3 separate regions of the Homo sapiens genome follow, and all the other regions are linked to region 2. A link is an interaction called in ENCODE POLR2A ChIA-PET data of the cell type or tissue named here. Cell type or tissue: MCF 10A. All regions are shown on one strand. Region 1 overlaps NFIA (nuclear factor I A). Region 2 has its middle 4.6 kb from the start of NFIA. Region 3 overlaps NFIA (nuclear factor I A).

What was found. ChIA-PET counts read pairs that join two places held together with the same protein. Peaks named below come from ENCODE experiments on the same cell type or tissue, not always from the same donor. Only the 100,000 strongest peaks of a DNase experiment are listed, where the experiment ranks them.
Region 1: POLR2A ChIA-PET joins it to region 2 with 10 read pairs; 2 of 35 experiments call an interaction of 5 or more read pairs at or near these places.
Region 3: POLR2A ChIA-PET joins it to region 2 with 21 read pairs; 4 of 35 experiments call an interaction of 5 or more read pairs at or near these places.

The regions. Positions count from the first base shown.
Region 1 is chr1:61,316,403-61,320,402 of GRCh38, reverse strand. All of the region lies in intron 3 of NFIA (nuclear factor I A), which reads right to left. Among named protein-coding and RNA genes, the nearest start is that of NFIA-AS1, 65 kb to the right of the region's middle. In MCF 10A, no CTCF peak of the experiment used is centred here; DNase peaks (open chromatin) are centred at 1,392 and 1,902.
Region 2 is chr1:61,075,952-61,079,951 of GRCh38, reverse strand. It overlaps a transcript of NFIA not described here. Among named protein-coding and RNA genes, the nearest start is that of NFIA, 4.6 kb to the left of the region's middle. In MCF 10A, no CTCF peak of the experiment used is centred here; DNase peaks (open chromatin) are centred at 461, 1,861 and 2,741.
Region 3 is chr1:61,282,997-61,286,996 of GRCh38, reverse strand. All of the region lies in intron 3 of NFIA (nuclear factor I A), which reads right to left. Among named protein-coding and RNA genes, the nearest start is that of NFIA-AS1, 31 kb to the right of the region's middle. In MCF 10A, no CTCF peak of the experiment used is centred here; no DNase peak of the experiment used is centred here.

The sequences.
Region 1 (4,000 bases), 240 kb before region 2:
AGTAATTAGTTATCGATGCCAAAATTCACCATGTTTATTAAATTGTGGAACCTGTATTATTCACTTCTGCAGATACTATGGCAGGCCACAATCATGTGGGTCACAATACTTTGAAGTTTGCTGGCCTAGCACAAAGTATTTTAGAAGTACCAGAAAATTCTTTGTGAAATGTAACAGAATGAATTAGACTGTTCAGGCCATGTCGTGTTAGCACAATGGAGGAACACTTTTAAGACTTTAAAGTCATGTAATGCAATTCTAGGCTGGATTTTTCTTGTTTAAAAAAAAAAAAGAAGTAGAATGGGAGTGGTTGGAAGAGAAAAGGGCCAATATTTGACAACAGAAATCAGCATAACCTTTTAACTGCAGCAGCCATGGGTGACTGCCCTTTGACCTTGGAAGATTATGTGAGATTTCAATGACAACAGCTGGAAGTGAGCATGTGTGAATAGAGAACACAGATCTGAGGCCTGGTATAAAAGACTGCACAATCTCTGCCCAGATCAGAGTGCTGATTAGAAATTGTTTCCTGGTCCTGGCTTAATAGAGTGTGATCATGAAAGTTGGTGTGTGTGTGTGTGTGTGTGTGTGTGTGTGTGTGTGTGTGTGTGTTTAATTCTTCCAGGAAGAAATCATTGGTGGATTTCTTCCATATCCATTCTACTTCTTCAGCCCCTTCAAATCTTCAGGATTTTCATATAAAACAGGCTCCTCTTTCTTCGAATAAAACCTTCGCTCCTTTTTGTAGACAAAATATCTTTAAGTTATAGAGTTCTCTCCTTGAGTTTTAAAATAACCTCTACTGGGGCATTTCACATAGGTTATCATTATTTTTTGTTTAAGGATCTGTCACTCGCAAACAGACAGACACACACAGACACACAGCTTGAATAAGGACTCAGTTAAAGTGGGGATCTTACTTCTCTCATCTTTCTGATTCTACCATTTGTACAATGTATGACATATGGTGGGTACTCAGTATATCTGTGATGAATGAACACAGAAATGAAACATCTATTCTTAATAGTTTTTTCCTTTCATTCTTGAGATGTAATGGAAGATTCCTGCTACTACACAAACATATGTATAATTTCATCTTTTTTTCAACCAGCTTCATATATATTTTACCAATTTTTTAGTGAAGTCTTTAGGTGTAGTTTGCCAAACATAAACACAAGAGAAAGATTAGTAATTACTTCCTTTCCAAGGCAAGGTAACTTAGTCCAGTAGATACAGGCTACCTGGTGAATGTGGTAATTTCCATGCATAAAACCCTCAATGAATTATATTCACTGGGCTGAAGTACATGTACACTGACACAGATGCACTCTCAGATTCCTACACAGGACTCCATACTTGCTGACACTGCTCTGAAACCACCAGAATGATGCCATATGATTACTGAAAGGGCACTGGGTTATGACTCATTTACGTTGTTTTGGTTTTACCATACACTCTATCTTACCTTCTATTACTCTGGATTTTGCTAACTCTTTTAGCTCTGGATTTTGCTAACTACTCTAGTTTCTATATCAAATTAGCTTCGGTAGAAGGTGGCCTTTCCTCTATGCAAATACCTTGAGTCGGGCAAAAACCAACCTGGCTGAACAATAAAGGACAAGGAGAAGAAACTGGCGAAACTGTCTTCCAAATCAGACATGGGTCATCTGCCTCCATCCTTCTATAGCAACTCTAGATGTTATTCCAAACAAGCCACAGGACAGATTGTTTTTTCAGAACAGACCAAATCCATTTGCTGTTTCAAAATTCTATAAACAAAGCATTAAGGAATTCAATTCCCAGAGCAACTATATGGGTGTTGGCTTTAGTTTCATGGGAGCGTCTGCCAAGCTCACATATTTGTAGAACTATTGGTTTAGAGTGTCCTTTGCAGCTCAGAGCAGGAGGGACCATTGCTTGTGATCTCAATTCACTTTAAGGACTGGGTCTTGCTGGTGACAGGTATACATGATAAATGTTCCAGAAGGCTGACCTAATTTCCGTTGAAGTGAGTGTTTTGCTAAGAACATTCCCTCAAAGTGTCAGCTTGCAACCACGGATTCCAACATGCCGGGGTCCATTCTCCTCAGCGACTTATTACCATTGCTTGTAAAACTTCCCTTAAAATGAAGTTAATTTTGACTTATTTATCCACCTTCTCCAGACTTAGTTTTGAACTTAAGTAAGTTATATATCTAATGTAAAATATGTAATTATCAAACATAGTAAGTTTCATAGTTTTTAGTTGTTTGTGATCTGAAAAAAACAAATACTCAGGGCTAAATATGAATCGGGGTGAATTTGCAATGTACTTGTCTTTTCTCTTGTAAAGGGATCTATATGGCAAAATGTTCATTCATCTTTCAAAAATCATATTTCCAAGATATTATTTATTTACAATAAAGTAGGAGGGGCAGTATTACAGAAATTATAATTCCAAAATCCTAAGCCTCAATTTCCACACCTGTAAAATGACACTAATGATTATACTTACTTCATAAGTTTGTCATTAGGAATAATGAAATAGTACACTTAAAATGCTTAGCAAAGAACCTAGAACACAGAATGTGTTCAAAAAATGATAACTGTTATAAATAACAAACATAATCTTTATATCTTAGATCTTCAATCATACAGGGAATTTTTAACAGAAAAAATTAAGAAATAACCACATTCTTTTCACATGGAATGTTAAATAATGCAAGTATTCTTATAAAAGTTGTCTATAAAAATCAAAATGTAGATAATGTAATTTTATTTAAGTGAATTTTTGAGTAAAAAAATTATTTTCTAAAGCTAGTAACAAATTATTAAAAATAAATTCTCTAGAATTTTTTGATTTTTCTACAAAAAGTGAGAAATAACAGTACTTAGTCTCTAAGCTATTTTAAATGTTAGAAATCTAATTCCTAAATATAATCATATTAGTATATATATTTGTGTGTTTATGAAAATAATTGTTTATAATTCCTCAAATATTTTCAAATATAAATCACCATCTCTTCTTTAAATACATATTGAATATCTATAGAGGCCAAGCATTATTCTAGACATAAGGATACAAATTTTGGTCTTATATTTTTGGGATGATGACTACTAATACTCTAGAAATGGACGTTAGGTCAATCTTACTTGCAGGAGATCAAGTTTTATCTACTTTTTCATAAATAATGTACAGAAGTATATAGAGAAAGAATTAAAAATGGCCTCCTTTTTCCAGTTTCACTTTATTTTTTAAAAGACTTTCGTTTGCTGAAAATTCCTGTTGATAACTAAATATGCCATGCTGCCTGCTCTAGGAAACTGAATTTAATTTATTTAATTTAGAAATCTGATTTTATTTTTCAGTATTTTTTTGAAAAAAAGTTATTTAAATTTTTTTAGATGTGAAAGTACTTCAGATGGTATAAAAAGGCATATAAAATAAGCAATTAATATTAACACTAAATGCAGAAATAACTTTTTAAAATAAACTACCCTCTAGTGCAGAGCCTCCACACTTTAGCTCCTTCCGTCAATACAAATGGAGAATCATCAGAAAGCATCATTAAAGAAAGGGTCTTGATTCCTTATAGCTTTAAATCAATGCTGAAAGAATTTGGCCTTTTAGGCAGGAGAATGATCGACACATTTCACTTGACTGACTTTGATCATTGAAGCACTTTATGATCCAGGCCACTTCCTTGATTTTAGGGAACATAACCTTTGACTCACAGAACGTGTTGAGGACATCTCAGACTCGGCTCCAAGTAAGAGCGCTCTTGTTCTTCTCGGAACCACTACAATGTTTCTCATCAGGGTTATCAGCATTCGGAGGGGAATCAGTTCCAGTGTTTAGAACTGCCCTGTCCCCTCAGGATGCTCAGCATCCCTGGCCTGCACCACTGAATGCCAGCAACATCCCCTCCTTGTGAGCACCAAAAATGCCCTCACACATTTTTGAATACCCTTAAGGAGAGCCATATGGTCCCTGGAGGAAAATACCCTCCAGTGTATAAAC
Region 2 (4,000 bases):
AAAATACAGTAGAAGAGTTACAGTTACAGAAAGGCTTCTGGTAACTTTCTCTCCAACAGGCATAAATTTAAACACACGCACAAAGAAACAGATGTTCCTCAAAGGGCAGACTGGGGGTAAAAAACATTTCCAACCCTCTCCCCTCTTCCCAAGTTGCAAAAGTAAATCCTTGTCCAGAGTTCACAAAGATACTAAGGCACTTGAGAGAGAGCAGGGATGGAGGAGGAGGGAAGAAAGAAAGGATAGTAGAGAGAGCAGTGGAGGAAACGCAGGTGAAGTATGGAAACTAGTTCACTGCAATCATATAAATGACCCATTGTTAGGAAGGATAAACCCCTTATTGGAAATAACCTCTCCAATCATTTATTTTCCAAGTGGTAGGAGGCTGCCTTGAAATGGGATTGTCTCTGCGCAAAGGAGGCTCCTGTCATGCTCTCTGCTATCCATATTCTTCCTGGCACAGAGCCCAGCCTTGCATTTACTGTGTTTTATTTGCAGAAACGTTACCTTGCCAGCTTTAGTGAAATCCTCTTAGATATATAAATTACGTCAATAAGGTTTCACTTATATGTACATCTCAAATAGCTCTCATTTTGGAGGTTACTTAATAGGGAGATCTTATTAATATGATTTAGATTTTAATACCCAAAGCAGTGAAGATAGGACTGGGATTCATAAGCGACAACACCATAACTCTGTAGTTCTTACCAAAACTAACTTTATTAACTGGCATTTTTCAACATTTTTTCTTCTCTGGTTTTTGACCTGCTGGTCACTTCTGTGCAGATTTTTCTTATGTGCATATAATCCTAAATTGAATCATGTTGCTGAAGTGAGTGTCCAAGTGAATTCTTACATCAAATTTCCAAGCCAGATTTGACTGGAAGGCCTAAAGCCTTGGGAAATAGCTCGATGGGAATTTAATCCAAAGAAGGGAAAGAGCCCATATTATTTTCCATTCACTTCCCAACAGAATTGGGTGTCTACGCTGCTCAGAGAGGAGGAGATGGAGATATTTTAGTCAGAGGCTGCCAGTTACTGTCTCCAAGACAAGCTACTGCAGTTGGTTTCCACTGGATTTGTATCAAGCACTTGTCCAAGAGGCCAGACTCCAACTAACAGTTAGCAAGTCAGCGATCTTCCATACACTCTCCACGGGGGTTGTTGTGGTAACAAGGAGAAACGTGAACTTGGCCAGTCTTAACGTCCTATTTCCTACTGACCATATACTTAAAAAGCAGAATTCAAGAATAGCCAAGAAAAAACACTCCCCTAATTTCTTTCAAGTGTGTAAGACAGCTGCTAGTCCACATGTGAAACATTCTCTCCTTTAAAACTGTTGTTTAGAGTTCAAGAAGAGAGGTTTACCTATTAATTTCAAAGTACTTGAAATGCCAAAGCTTCTAAGATAATCAGAGTAAGAAGTTTTGTAATGCTGAATACGCAATATATTACTTCCCAAAGCTCACTACAGTCCCACAATTCAGGCAAGATTTAAGCCACACGTTTCTTAAAGTTGAACTTCACATTCCACAAGTTACCAGCTTCCCTGAGCATAAAAATAATAGCTAATGCAAAGTTAATAACAATACAAAGTTATTTCTCTAGCAGAATGTTTCTTTTTCCAAAAGACAAGGAAGAAGGCACACGATTCATGCAAAACTCCCCCGATCAGCTTTTTTTTTTTTCTTAAACGCGAAAATTCTTTCCTATTGTGCTTGCTAAATCCGGAAGCGCTTGTAGCTTTGACAGCTTGAACCACACCATCCCCTTCAGAGCTGCAGAGAACTTCAGATCTCCTCTGCCCCGCCCCCTCTGGCTATTGAGAACTATTGTACACCCAAGCTTCCTTATGATTGGATAAAGCTTTTGTCAATCTCCCAAGTTGTCCCATTGATTAGAGGATCAAATCGTCAATTATTCTCCGGGTCCAGACATTTCTTTTCGGGTTAGGTTGACTGCTGAGGCCAGACGTCTTTTACAGAACAGAGCACGTACAGGATTTCCCCCCACCCCTTTCTGGAACCGAGCAAGCGCTAGGAGGAAAAAAAAATCTGTCAAGCTCAGCAATTTTTTCAAATCCCGAAAAAAAAAAAAAAGAAAAAGAAAACCCGGTCTCTGATGCACATAGCAAAAACACCATCAACAAAGCTACATCTTTAAAACAAAACCATCACAATAGACATTTACCCAGCAATCACTTAAGTGCATATGCGAGCTAGAGAAATTTTAGTCTTAGCCATTAAACAAAATCATTCTACCATTGTTTATAAAACGCATATCATATAAATGCAAAATAGAAAGTTTAAGATGTACCACGTACCATTGCAATGTAAAAAGAGTACGTGAGAAACTTTAAAATGCTCAGACGAATTGCTTCATTTGTTGTCCCCTTTTTTTTGCATTTAAAAAATATCTAAATAAACTTGGAACCGTTGAAAACCCGGAAGAGATTTTTTAAAAAGCTGTTGGCCAATTGCAGGCTTCTTGGAGAATTTTTTTTTTAACTCCAAATCAGAAGGCTTTTGCAATTGCAAGGCGCGCTCTCTCCCTCTCTCACTGTCTCGCTCTCGCTCGCTCGCTCGCTCGCTCTCACTCTCTCTTTTGAAAGCGATCCAACCCGGGCTGGCTGGTTCTCAGATTCGCTCTGGTTTTGCCTTGCGTGCTTTGGATTGTACGAGACTTTGCAGAAGTTGCAATCGATTCGGCAGTCCCTCTCTCCTCTCCCAACTCCCTTGTTTATTTCCGCAATCGCTGCAATTTGCATAGTAACCACGCACGAGGTACCGGCGGCAGCCTGCGGCGGAGGGGGCAGGGAGGGGGCAGGGAAAAGGCCTTGCCCCCTTCTCCCCTCCTCCAGTCTGTCTCCCCGCCAGTCGTCTCCTCCCCTACGGCGCGTGGCCAATAGGAGCCCCTACATTCGGCGCAAGCTCCGGTCTGGACACCGTTCTGAAGAAAAGCCCCTGTGTTACTAGGCCCGGCTCTCGGAATCGTTCTGTTGGCGCAGTACAAGTTCCCCTGCTTGCGCACCTCGCAGCCGGTACTGGGCAACGTGAGGATAAAGTACCTTTGCCTGCGGTTGTGCGGGTTTTGCACCTTTTAATCAAGTCTGCACACCTGCTCTCTCGGTTTCTTTTTCCAGGGCCTCTCGTGAGTTATTAGGCTAGTTCATGATGGTTAGTGAGAGATTTAACCTTTATTTGCACTAGTGTAGACCAAGAGTTAAAGATCCTCTTTGGTGCATTAAATCAAGAGAGTGCAAAATGTCACAGGGAACTTGCAGTGAAATAAAGCGTCTACCCTAGGTTAGGAAAGAAAAAGACAGTGGCTCTATTCTCTGCAGATGACTGAACATAAAATTGTTAGGTGGGCTCCCTCAAGAATAAAGCTGTTCTTTTAAGGCAGGAGATACGGTGAAATTCTAATTTAATTGCCAAGCATCTAATTTGTCAATATCCTTACAAAACCTGGGTTCCACAAAATTAAAGGAGACCCCTCCCCTTCCTACTCCCCTAAGAGAAGAGCTGTAAGAGTTTTGACATTTAAAAGGGGGGTTTTAAAAGATAATTATTGGAACATTAAGTCCTTCATCTCACTGACTCACCTTATTTCATTAACCCAGACTCTTTAAGACCATGTAGTCTGGATATTTCAATGTCAACAGTTTAAGTGTTTGTTTTAAACAACAAAATAGCCATTGGTGCAGAGCAAGGAAATAAGACTCTGAAGGGAGGGAGTTATCTCTTTAAATGGAAAGCACACAACCAGGCTACTGCGGTTTTCGTTGTTGTTTTTAAAAATGTGATTGCTGGCTGGGCACGGTCGCTCACGCCTGTAATCCCAACACTTTGGGAGGCCGAGGTGGGCGGATCACAAGGTCAGGAGATCGAGACCATCCTGCCCAACATGGTGAAACCCCGTCTCTACCAAAATTACAAAAATTAGCCGGGTGTGGTGGCGCGTGCCTGTAATCCCAGTTACTTGGGAGGCTGAGGCACGA
Region 3 (4,000 bases), 210 kb before region 2:
ATTCTCTCCCTTGTTTGTACCCTTCAAGCCACACCAACCCCCTTAGTGTTCTTCCAGCATGTCTCAGGGCTGTTATATTTAATGTTCCCTCTTCTTAGAATAAAAGTCCCTAATATCTGCATAATTCACTTCTTTGACTTCATTAGGACTTAACTCAAATGTCAACACATCAGAAAGGCCTTCCTTTACCACCCTTTATAAGACAGTACCCACATCCTCCCTTCTTTAATCCCTTATATTGCCTTATTTTCTTTTATAATGTTTGATGCCACTTGGCATGTGACATGTGTATTAATCAGCTGATTGTCTGTCTCCTTCCCCAAGAAGGTAAGCTAAATTAAGAGTAGGATTTTCTGTTTTGCTCAGTGTGATGCCTAGAACATGCCTGGTTCTTAGAGTGTATTTGATAAATACCTGTTGAATGAATGAACGAACAAATGGTGTCTTTTCCCTTTTACTAGACTATCAGGTTCTCAAGAGCAGGATGTCTGCTCTATCTCTGTATTCCCTTAACACATCCAATACCTAGTCCAAATATATCCAGCAATTCTATTTTTTTTTTTTTTTTTGAGACAGAGTCTCGCTCGGTCACCCAGGCTGGAGTGCAGTGGCGCAATCTCTGCTCACTGCAAGCTCTGCCTCCCAGGTTCATGCCATTCTCCTGCCTCAGCCTCCTGAGTAGCTGGGACTACAGGCGCCTGCAACCACACCCGGCTAATTTTTTTTTTTTTTAAGTAGAGACAGGGTTTCACAGTGTTAGCCAGGATGGTCTCAATCCCCTGACCTCGTGATCCGCCTGCCTTGGCCTCCCAAAGTGCTGGGATTACAGGCGTGAGCCATCCTGCCCGGCCTATCCAGCAATTCTTAAGAATGATCTGTTAAATTACTTATGAGAAAATTGAGGTACAAGTCTTTAAGTGACTTGGACAACTGATTTTCCCTTAACAGACGCTCAGTGTCAGGCTTTTAATGGCAAGTCTCTTTTGCTAATTTGACCTATTCGGAAGCTGTGATTTGGCTTCTTCTTGTTCATCTCTGAGTTTACAAGTGCTACTTGCTGAGAAGCTCTCTGGTTGTAAAATACCTACAGAGATCTAAGAAAACACTGACTTTCCTTCGTGGAAAGATTGTTGAAAAGCTATTCCTATTTTGCCGAGCCTTGCCACAATATCCTTACATTTCTCTTTTTGGATATTCACCATATGATGCCTGTGGATAAGCCATATGAGACTCCCTGGTTCCCTTTGGGTTAAAATCAACCAAGTATAGAAATGCACAACTGAGATGGGGCAGAGTAATCTGCAGCAAATAGTGCCCCCTACCCTCCACCCCTATTTGAGATATCCCACTAGATTTCCTTAACGACAAGCTAATGCCAGGGGGAAAAGAGTTGCCTGGAGCTGAGTAAAACCTGAAGAAGAGAAAAAGAATGAGGAAGCTGCAGGGAGAAAAGGTGCCAAAAATCCTTGTGGCCACATGAATTTTTCTAGCAGGCAACTAATCAATCTGGATTAGTGACTCCAAATCCCCAAATACATTATGTATATTACATTCAGTTTACTAATATTATCCACAAATAGGTAATTCCTTCCAAAAAATAATGTACAGGCTTAAAAACAACAAATTCACATTCAAATTTAAAAGCAGAAGTGACCCTATTATTTGTGGCAAGGAAAGCTCATACCCAATTCCTGACCCCAGCTCGCCCCTCTGATCTTTCACCACGCTGGTTTTTAATTGATGGGGAGGTATGAAAAGTGGCCATTAGAAGTGGTCCTTCTAAGGATATCTCTGTCAAAGGGTCCTGTCATACTAGTTCCAGGCTTAGATCACAGGGAAAACAGAGCAATGGCAGATGGAGCTGTAGCCAAACACCAGGTGCACCTTCTACCGCACTGTGATTTGATGACGGCTCCTCATTTGATTTCCTTTTTGAGCCCAATTCAAATACTGCATAAATTGTATTGCTTCATATTTTCATATTTTTAGAATCTAGATCTATGTATATATTTACGCAATTCCAGATACATTCTAAATACACACTTTAAAATGCTTTCCTACTTGGAACGTTACATTCAATAGGCACTTCTGGGTCTCTCCTGGGATAAGAGTCAGAGGCACAAACGAATTTGAGGACCAGCAAGAAATCCCTTTTTTTCTTCTTTCCTGTGTAACTCTTTGTGTGTGAAGGGTTGGAGGTGGGGGGAGTGGGGAGGGGAAGATGTCTGAAACAGACCACCCAGTCAGTCCATTTTAGAACCTGAAAATCAGGGGAATAGGATCTAAAACATTTCCTATTTTGGCTACTAGCCAACTAACCTAAAGTCTGTTCAGCTAGTTATTCTCTGTGTGAAGACAATAAAATACTCATAATGTGTGAGGATAAGACTACTTTAAAATGGCTACAAATCTCCCCCCACACCCCCCATTTTTCAGTTGAAAAGGCGCCTTAAGTACACTGGATCCCGTGGCTTAAGCTCTGCAGCCTCCACTGCGTCATGCACTTGGGGAAGCCCCCAGCCTAGGATGGCACCTCATCTTTCACAGAGAAAGACTCAGGAATTTCCTTTGTCTGGAGGCATTTCTGAGGAGCCTTTGCAAACAATGATGGGTCACACCTGCTAACAATTCTTAAGAAAGCAAAATTCACCTAGTTTCAGAATGAAATTTCAGATGAAACCAAATTCTAGTTCCCTAATCTCTTAAAGAAGAGAGACTAGCTCCATTGCATTGCTGAAAATTCATCAGTCAGAATTTAATTATACAGATCTGGAAACCAGAAGGCATTTAGGTTTTAATGTCTCCCTGAGTTGGGACCTTTACATATTTTAGAATATTGATCATAACTGTTATTGCTGCTATTTTGGTGGTCACTCTACTGTGTCTGTCCCTGCGGGGTTTTTTGAAGGAACACTGCAGAGAAGAACTGTTGCTAGGTAATTGTAAAAGAAAGTCATGCAAATTATGAAATATTGATAAACTGCATTTACAAGTCAATGGTGCTAGAATGCTCCTTCTTTCCCAGTAAAACATAAACTGTAAGGTTGCATTGCCTCCAAATTTTTTTAAATCACCCAACTAAATGACACATTCATCAAAACAGTTCCTAAAACAAGCAGTCCATCCAGCAGTGACCATTTTTGCAGTTTTGAATTATCAATTTTATTTTGCCTTCCCACTATATATAAATATTGCAATATAATATTGTAATATATCTACTATACATGTGAGGAGGTAGTAAAAACAATTTAAAACATTAAACAAGAAGGCCCACAATTTTTAAAGAGAATAATGTCAGATAAAAAAATGTTCATCAAAAAAGAGAAAAAGAAATTTATAGGTTTCTCTTCTCAGCCCCAAATTACAAAGTAAATCCTACACATAAATCTTTTTTTTTTTTTTTTTTTTTTTTTTTGAGACAGAGTCTCGTTCTGTCACCCAGGATGGAGTGCAGTGGTGTGATCTCAGCTCACTGCAACCTCTGCCTTCTGGGTTCATACGATTCTCCTGCCTCAGCCTCCCAAGTGGCTAGGATTACAAGCATCTGCCATCACGCCCGGTTAATTTTTTTTTTTTTTTGGTATTTTTAGTAGAGACCGGGTTTTACCATGTTGGCCAGGCTGGTCTTGAACTCCTGACCTCAAGTGATCCACCCGCCTTGGCCTCCCAAAGTGCTAGGATTACAGGCGTGAGCCACTGTGTCCAGCCCTACACATAAATCTTAAGTCAGGAAGTCAGTTGCACTAAAACTTATTTCGTAAACATTAAAAATTCAATGAGTTAAATAATAATGCATGAAATAGCAACAATTACGGATGAAAAGAAGTACATTCCTTGTTCACCTAGCAACATTTAACAATGATACCTCTTTTAACAATTCAGGATGTGAACGACATAAATGAAGATGGTGAACATGAAAGGTAGATTCAACCAATACTCCACAGGGTAATTTTCAAATTGGCAGGTAGAGCTGGAAATTTTCAAAATCTGGGGCAAGCAT